Regions from separate parts of the Homo sapiens genome. Here region 1 is linked to region 2. A link is a loop called in an ENCODE intact Hi-C map of the cell type or tissue named here. Cell type or tissue: B cell. All regions are shown on one strand. Each heading gives the region's core, and the rest is flanking DNA. Links, peaks and the distances in the headings are about the cores only.

Region 1 (4,392 bases), core at 327-4,326, 180 kb before region 2:
GTAGGTCAAAATAATACTCATTTCTTATGTACTTTTAGGAGTATAGGTGAAAATAATAGGAACAATGCAGAAGAAAATCCTTTTGAAAACCTTCCCAAAATGTTGACTGGAAAAGAGTTTAAACTTACTCATTTCAAGCTGCTATTGTATCTCTCTCTCTCTCTCTCTCTCTATCTATCTATATATATAGGAATTTTTAAAAAATACACCGAAAGAATAGAAACATATCAACACTATACTTAACACATGTACTCTGCATTAGGTTTTAATTCCATGAATTCCTATTCATTTTTTATTTTTATGCATGAAAGTTTACTGGGTAATGGAATTTACCATCCCTGTTTAGATTCTGCATTGATGACATATCCTGTTCAATGTCATAACCCCTAATTATTAACCGTGTTCACCCCAAATGGATCCATTTATGATACATGGAGAAATAACTTGTTTTTCTTCTTGGTCAATTTGTGCCTATATCGACTGATGACATTGTGCCTTGTTCAGAAAACGTAATCACAAGTTCTTGAAAAAAATAATAAAACATGTAAAAGTCAGCTGGCATTTCAGAATCTAAGTCCCTTTTTAATTCCCAAAATACATGAAACACTATTTTCTTGGTATTTTCTCATGTACTTTGCTACTTTAACAAAGATTAATTCATTTAAGTCTTAATTTTTTAAAAAATGTCTCAAGTGTCTCTTTTTTCAGGTAGCATGAATATTTCAAGATAAAAGAAGACAGCTTGGTTCCTAACTAAGCCTGTCCTTCCTGACCTGGGTATTTATTTCATTCTTATATTTCTTCAAGAGTAAAGTAAGACCAAAGGAGGTATAGCTGCCCCCCAAAAATCATAGTTCTGTTTGAGGAATTGTTTCCCTCAAGGAAAGAGAAGATAACACCTGAAATATGTCAAGGAATTAATTGTTAATGATTTCTGTGTACAAATATTTTAAGTTGGGAGTGTTGAGAAAATTGCAATTTATATAGGAACTTCTTTGCCCTTTCTGAAGCCATTCTTTAGAAAAAAATTCAAAATCTTATCACAGTTCACATATGGGAAGTTATTTTGCTTTAAAATGAATTAAGAACAAGAATAATGTTTTAAAATCTATATTCCTTTTAATGTGTAAATCAAAGAAAATATCTGAGGCAAGTCTCAATTATTTCGTGAGGTTTATTTGCCAAAGTTAAGGATATGTGCCTGGGAGGCAGGTCTATGCCTTTCTCTGAAGATGATTTTGAGGGCTTCAGTATTTAAAGGAGAAAGGGCAGGATATTGGGAAATACACAATTTTCATATGAGAAATCGGTAGGGGAAAACATTCATGCCTTTGTCTGAATCAGCGAATCTGTATTTTTACATAAGACAACATAGACAAATACAGCAGAAGAAGCAGTGAGATATACATTTGTCTCAGGTGAGTGGAGGGATGATTTTGAGTCCTGTCCTATGTCCCCACGCCTGTGAAGATAAGCTATCAATTCACATTGCCTTGGTGACCTTCAACAGAACTGCTTTAGGGTAGAGATCTCGGGGCCCACAAGGATTTCTTCAGGGGCCAAGTGTGAGGGAGGTGTGTAGCTTTTCATCTTTGTAGCCATCTTATCTAGGAACCATAATGGGAGGCAGGTTTGCATGACCCAGCTTGACTTTTCCTTTAGGCTTAGTGAGTCTGGGGTTCCAAGATTTATTTTCCTTTCACAGATGTCTTTATGTGTAAGGATTTAGATGTTTTATCTGATCAGGAAGATTATAAAAGTGCCAGTTTAGTGATTTTTAGGAAGTGATTACTGCATGAACACACGTTCTTGAACTTTCCTCCAATCACACGATGTTAAACTGCTTGTGTAAATAAGAGCTTAGACCAGTGGATCTCAAACTCTAGAGAGCTTCAGACTCACCGTGAAGACTTGCTAAAACACAGATTGCTGGGCTCTACCCTCAAGGTTTCCGAGTCTGTAGTCCTGGGAAGGGATTTATAAATTTGCATTTCTAACAGGTTTCTACGTGATGCTGATGCTGCTGGTCCCCACACTCTGAGAACCACAGATTGAAACTGTTTGGTTAAATTAGTGGTTATCAACCCTGGTTCCGCCCTTACACACTTGAAGAGTCAAGGCCTTAGGGTGGGGGATGGGCCACAGAGTCAGGTGCTGCTAATGAGGTGGGGCAAGTATTTAAATCTTCAGGATGTGGATGTAGTTTGAGAAAGCCCTTCAAATAACTGGTTGTTTTCTTCTATTCTCTCTCCCCCTTTGAAACCACTCTCCTCTACCCCTCAATAGGAGAGTCCTGGTGCAAATGAAACAGTGCTCATGGATTGTTTTAGTCCTCTCCCAGAAAATAAAACACAGCCTTTACCAACAGTTGCCCCAATGCTTCTTAAGGAGTTCAGTAGAGGAAGAAGTAGTTAAATTGCAGCATAAGGCCAAGAAAGGCCTTCCTTCTGGTCATTTCTTTTTCCATTTTTGTTTAGAGCACTGTACTATTAGATCTGTCAATTAATCACTGTAGATATTAGCCTGAGTAGTGTTCATGGCTATAGCTTCTTCATATATTTCCCTTGCTGGGCCAAATTGACTTAAATTTCCCAAGACATTAAAAAATGTGTATTATTTAATTCCCAAAACAATCCCATAGGGGTAGAGATCCCCACTGCACAGATGAAGGAATGGAGACTTAGAGTAGTTAAAGAATTTCCGGGGTCACACTGTAAGTAGTCATCTCTGGCTCCATTAGGTTGTGTGAACTTGGCTAAGGTCCATAACCTCCATGTGTAAAGTTTCCTCGTCTGTGGAATGAGAATGATACTGGTACCTACCTTCTGAGGTTGTTTTGAGAACTAAATAAAGAGTTACTACACAGAGTTGTGTACATACACGTAATAAATGCTCAGTAAATGTTATCTCTTAGTTGGCTAACTCCTAGTTGGTACTTTTTAAGTTCGGGGTAATCCTGCCTTTTCTTTTTCTTTTTTTTTGAGATGAGGTCTCACTCTGTCGCCCAGGCTAGAGTGCAGTGGCACAATCGTAGCTCACTGCAGCCTCGACCTCCAGGGCTCGAGTGATCTTCCTGCCTCGACCTCCCAAAGCACTGGGATTGCAGGCAAATGCCACCACACCTGGGTAATTTTTTAATTTTTTTTTTTGTAGAGATGGATACCTGCCATGTAGCCCAGGCTGGTCTTGAACTCCTGGCCTCAAGTGATCTGCCCACCTCAGCCTCCCAAAGTGCTGGGATTATGGGCATGAGCCACTGCGCCTGGCCTATCCTGCCTTTGTGCCAGGCAGTCCTCCTCATGTGTATTACAGGTCAGTCTCTTAACAATTTAGAAATACCAAATACTCTTGAAAACTACAGGTTTTTTTTTCCTTTTCACAAATAATTTAGTGGCAAAACCTTATATGACCTGAACTCATTTGGTGGCACAGTGTGACCTGAACTATAACAACATGAAGCTATTGCTTAGTCTGTTTTTGTTTTTTTTTTGAGATAGACTTGCTCTTTTGCCAGTCAGGAGTGCAGTTGTGCAATCTTCCGCTCACTGCAACCTACGCCTCCCATGTTCAAGCGATTCTTATGCCTCAGCTTCCCAAGTAGCTGGGACTACAGGCTCACACCACCATGCCCGGCTGATTTTTGTATTTTTAGTAGAGATGGGGTTTCACCATGTTGGCCAGGCTGGTCTCGAACTCCTGGCCTCAAGTGATCCGCCTGCCTCGGCCTCCCAAAGTGCTGGGGTTATAGGTTCTTAGTCTCTTTTTTTCCTACCTCATATGAACATGCTTTACATTTTGCTTCAGAAATTTTAATTCTTGACTCTGTGGGTGCTGCTCTGGGGTCTGGTTTTGGTGTTATGCCAATACAATGAATGTACCTTTCTAAAACCTGGAAACTTCCAAATTCTGAAATATATCTGGCCCTAGGGTTTAGGGTAATGGATTATGGGCCTGTGTGTGTGTATTTTTATGTCTGTCTTCCCTTTTAGACTGTAAACTCCTTGAGACCTGGGCCTAAGTTTTATTCATATGTAACCCCAGTTCCTGGCACATTCAGTAAATATTTGATGAGAGAATAAACCCTACCAGGACATAACAGTTAGGTGAAGGGAAATAGACTGGAGAGCAGTGCCTTATTTATTTCCTGGAACACAAAACAGCCTACCTTCAGTTCACAAGGGGTTGAATTGTTTTACTTTAAGGGTACTGAAAAATGCTCAATATAATGAGTAACTTGGTAGCAAAACAAAAAACAAGATAAAAAACCAAAAGTTAATGCCGTATGCTACAATTTCAGCATCTGCAACTTCTGTTTTCCTCTCTTATCCACTTGCCCCATGCAGCTGTACGGTTTTGACTAACTTCCTGAGAAAGAAAGCCACGTGGAGATGT
Region 2 (4,392 bases), core at 103-4,102:
TGAGGAGCCCCTTTCTGGGCTGGCCAAGGCTAGAGCCGGCTCCCTCAGCTTGCAGGGAGGTGGGGAGGGAGAGGCGCGGGCGGGAACCCGGGCTGTGCGCGGAGCTTGCGGGCCAGTCCGAGTTCCAGGTGGGCGTGGACTCAGCGGGCCAGCACTCCGAGTGGCCGACCGGCCTACAAGCCACGGACAGTGAGGGGCTTAGCACCTGGGCCAGCAGCTGCTGTGCTCAATTTCTCACAGGGCCTTAGGTGCCTCCCCGCGGGGCAGGGCTTGGGACCTGCAGCCCGCCATACCTGAGCCTCCCCCCGCCTCCGTGGGCTCCTGTGCCGCCCGAGCCTCCCTGATGAGCGCTGCCCCCTGCTCCACGGCACCCAGTCCCATCCACCACTCAAGGTCTGAGGAGTGCGGGCACACGCACAGGACTGGCAGGCAGCTCCACCTGTGGCCCCGGTGCGGGATCCACTGGGTGAAGCCAGCTGGGCTCCTGAGTCTGGTGGGGACTTGGAGAACGTTTATGTTTAGCTAAGAGATTGTAAATACACCAATTGGTACTGTGTATCTAGCTCAAGGTTTATAAACACACCAATCAGCACCCTGTATCTAGCTCAGGGTTTGTGAATGCACCAATCGACACTGTATCTAGCTACTCTGGTGGGGACTTGGAAAACGTTTGTGTCCACACTCTGTATCTAGCTAATCTAGTGGGGATGTGGAGAACCTTTGTGTCTAGCTCAGGGATTGTAAACGCACCAATCAGCACCCTGTCAAAATGGGCCAATTAGCTCTCTGTAAAATGGACCAATCGGCTCTCTGTAAAATGGACCAATCAGCAGGATGTGGGTGGGGCCAGATAAGAGAATAAAAGTAGGCTGCCCCAGCCAGCAGTGGCAACCTGCTCAGGTCCCTTTCCACGCTGTGGAGGATTTGTTCCTTTGCTCTTTGCAATAAATCTTGGTACTGCTCGTTCTTTGGGTCCACGCTGCCTTTATGAGCTGTAACACTCACTGCGAAGGTCTGCAGCTTCACTCCTGAAGCCAGGGAGACCACGAACCCATCGGGAGGAATGAACAACTCCAGAGGCGCCGCCTTAAGAGCTATAACACTCACTGCGAAGGTCCGCGGCTTCATTCTTGAAGTCGGTGAGACCAAGAACCCACCAATTCCGGACACAGTTTCATAAATGTTCCATACATGCTTGAGAATAATATATATTCTGTAGAAGTGAGTATTCTATATTTATCATTTAGATAAAACTTGTTAATTGCTTTACTTAAATCTATTACCCTACTGGTTTGTTCAGGTCAAGCTATCTAAATTACTGGGGGAGTGTATAAAAATACATCATAATCTGATAGTGGATTTTGTCTATTTCTTCTTGTAGTTTAATCAGTGAAACAATGCTATCAGGTACCTACAAATTAGCATTGTTACATTTTCCGTGTGAATTGAGCCTTTAATCAGTGTTAAAACACTTATTTTTAAATTTCTAATAAAGCTTTTTAATTTTTAACATTCATGTTTGCTTTTTGTTACATTTTGCCTATAAATTTCACCCTTTTTGTATCTGTGTTTTAGATGTATCTTTTGTAAAAACATGCATATAGATAGTTCTCCATTTACAGTGGGATTACATCCTGACAAATCCATCATAAGTGGAAAATACTGTAAGTTGAAAACTTCAGAGTATTAGCTATTTACCCTCATGATTGTGTGGCAGACTGGGAACTATGGCTGGCTGCCACTGCCCAGCATCTCAAGAGAGTAGGGTACTGCATATCGCTAGCCCAGGAAATAATGCAAATTCAAAATTTGAGGTACAGTTTCTACTGAATTCATATTGCTTTCACACCATAGTAATGTAAAAAAATTGCAAGTGTGGGGCGGGGCGGGCCATGGGGCGGGCGGAGGCGCCCGAGCCCCGCTTCCCCCGCGCCATTCCACCCCCGGCCAGGCTCAGCCCGCGGCCACCTACGCCCCGCCCCTGCCGGCTGCGCCCGAGCCCAGTCCCGCGAGCCGCTCCCCGGCGGGCTGGCTCTTGGCCCCGGAAGCGCGAGCGTTCACTTCGCGGCGAGTGGCTCCGTCTCCGCGGACAGAGCGCGCGCCCCCTGGCCCGGCCCGCGGGGGGGGGCTCCGGCACGGTCCCCGAGCGTTTCCCGCCGGGTGGAGCGGGCCGAGCCCAGCAGGTTGACCAGCCCCGCGGCCACGCAGAGCCGGGAGATCTACTGTTTGAGCGCGGAAGCGCAGAGGCTGGCGGAGGCCCGGCTCGCCGCAAAACGGGAGGCCCGCGCGGAGGCTCGTGAGATCCCCATGAAGGAGCTGGAGCGGCAGCAGAAGGAGGTAGAAGAGAGACCAGAAAAATATTTTACTGAGAAGGGGTCTCGTAACATGCTGGGCCCGTCTGCAGCCACGCTGGCCTTTCTGGGTGGGACTTCCTCTCAGAGAGGCAGCGGAGACACCTCTATATCCATCGACACCGAGGCGTCCATCAGGGAAATCAAGGACTCTCTAGCAGAAGTTGAAGAGAAATGTAAGAAGGCTATGTTTTCCAATGCTCAGTTAGACAATGAAAACACAAACTTCATTTACCAAGTTGACACCCTGAAAGATATGTTGCTGGAGATTGAAGAACAGCTGGCTGAATATAGGCGGCAGTACGAAGAGAAAAACAAATAATTTGAAAGGGAAAAACACGCCCACAGTATACTGCAGTTTCAGTTTGCTGAAGTCAAGGAGGCCCTGAAGCAAACAGAGGAAATGCTCGAGAAACATGGAATAATCCTAAATTCAGAAATAGTTACCAATGGAGAGACTTCCGACACTCTCAGTAATGTTTGATACCAAGATCCTACCAAGATGACGAAAGAAGAGTTAAATGCCCTCAAGTCGACAGGGGATGGGACCCTAGGAAAGCCAGTGAGGTGGAGGTGAAGAATGAAATCGTGGCGAATGTGGGGAAAAGAGAAATCTTGCACAATACTGAGAAAGAACAACACACAGAGGACACAGTGAAGGATTGTGTGGACATAGAGGTATTCACTGCTGGTGAGAATACCGAGGACCAGAAATCCTCTGAAGACACTGCCCCATTCCTAGGAACCTTAGCAGGTGCTACCTATGAGGAACAGGTTCAAAGCCAAATTCTTGAGAGCGCTTCTCTCCCTGAAAACACAGCACAGGTTGAGTCAAATGAGGTCATGGGTGCACCAGATGACAGGACCAGAACTCCCCTTGAGCCATCCAACTGTTGGAGTGACTTAGATGGTGGGAGCCACACAGAGAATGTGGGAGAGGCAGCGGTGACTCAGGTTGGAGAGCAGGCAGACACAGTGGCCTCATGTCCTTTAGGGCATAGTGATGACACAGTTTATCATGATGACAGATGTATGGTAGAGGTCCCCCAACAGTTAGAGACAAGCATAGGGCATAGTTTAGAGAAAGAATTCACCAACCAGGAAGCAGCTGAGCCCAAGGAGGTTCCAGTGCAGAGTACAGAAGCAGGTAGGGATCACAACGAAGAAGAGGGTGAAGAAAAAGGATTAAGGGATGAGAAACCAATCAAGACAGAAGTTCCTGGTTCTCCAGCAGGAACTGAGAGCAAGGGTCAGGAGGCGACAGGTCCAAGTACAGTAGACACTCAAAGTGAACCCTCAGATATGAAAGAGCCAGATGAAGAAAAGAATGACCAACAGGGAGAGGCATTGGACTCATTGCAGAAGAGAAAGAACAAGAAAAAGAAAAAGAAGAGGAAAAAATCCCCAGTACCCATAGAAACCCTTAAAGATGTTTAAAAAGAGTTAACTTATCAGAACACAGATTTAAGTGAAATTAAGGAAGAAGAGCAGGTAAAGTCTACTGACAGAAAGTCAGCAGTGGAAGCCCAAAACGAGGTGACTGAAAATCCAAAACAGAAAATTGCAGCAGAAAGCAGTGAAAATGTTGATTGTCCAGAGAATCCTAAAATGAAGTTGGATGGAAAACTTGACCAAGAAGGCAATGATGTAAAAACAGCAGCTGAGGAGGTACTAGCTGGTAGAGACACATTAGATTTTGAGGATGTCACAGTTCAATCATCAGGCCCGAGGGCTGGTGGTGAAGAATTAGATGAAGGTGTTGCAAAAGATAATGCTAAAATAGCTGGTGCCACTTAAAGCAATCCTGAAGAACCAGAGAGCGAAGATGCAGATCACTGCACCGTACCCAAAAATGAAAGTCCCTCACAGGACATTAGTGATGCCTGTGAAGCAGAAAGTACAGAGAGGTGTGGGATGTCAGAACATCCAAGTCAGACCATCAGGAAAGCTTTAGACAGCAATAGCCTAAAAAACCATGACTTGTTGGCACCAGGAGGAGAGCCGGGGGACTTCAATCCAGAAAGCAGAGAAGATACCAGAG

The links. Peaks named below come from ENCODE experiments on the same cell type or tissue, not always from the same donor. Only the 100,000 strongest peaks of a DNase experiment are listed, where the experiment ranks them.
Region 1: it touches region 2 in a loop (2.7-fold over the local background); 1 of 110 quality-filtered maps calls a loop at or near these places.

What each region holds. Positions count from the first base shown.
Region 1 is chr3:179,436,661-179,441,052 of GRCh38, reverse strand. All of the region lies in intron 1 of GNB4 (G protein subunit beta 4), which reads left to right. Among named protein-coding and RNA genes, the nearest start is that of GNB4, 13 kb to the left of the region's middle. In B cell, for the core only: no CTCF peak of the experiment used is centred there; a DNase peak (open chromatin) is centred at 2,072; H3K4me3 peaks cover 1,316 bases; H3K27ac peaks cover 3,678 bases.
Region 2 is chr3:179,259,066-179,263,457 of GRCh38, reverse strand. It overlaps a transcript of KCNMB3 not described here and the pseudogene LRRFIP1P1. Among named protein-coding and RNA genes, the nearest start is that of KCNMB3, 10 kb to the right of the region's middle. RefSeq lists an enhancer at 152-653 and a silencer at 1,844-2,273. In B cell, for the core only: no CTCF peak of the experiment used is centred there; a DNase peak (open chromatin) is centred at 1,987; H3K4me3 peaks cover 1,323 bases; H3K27ac peaks cover 1,121 bases.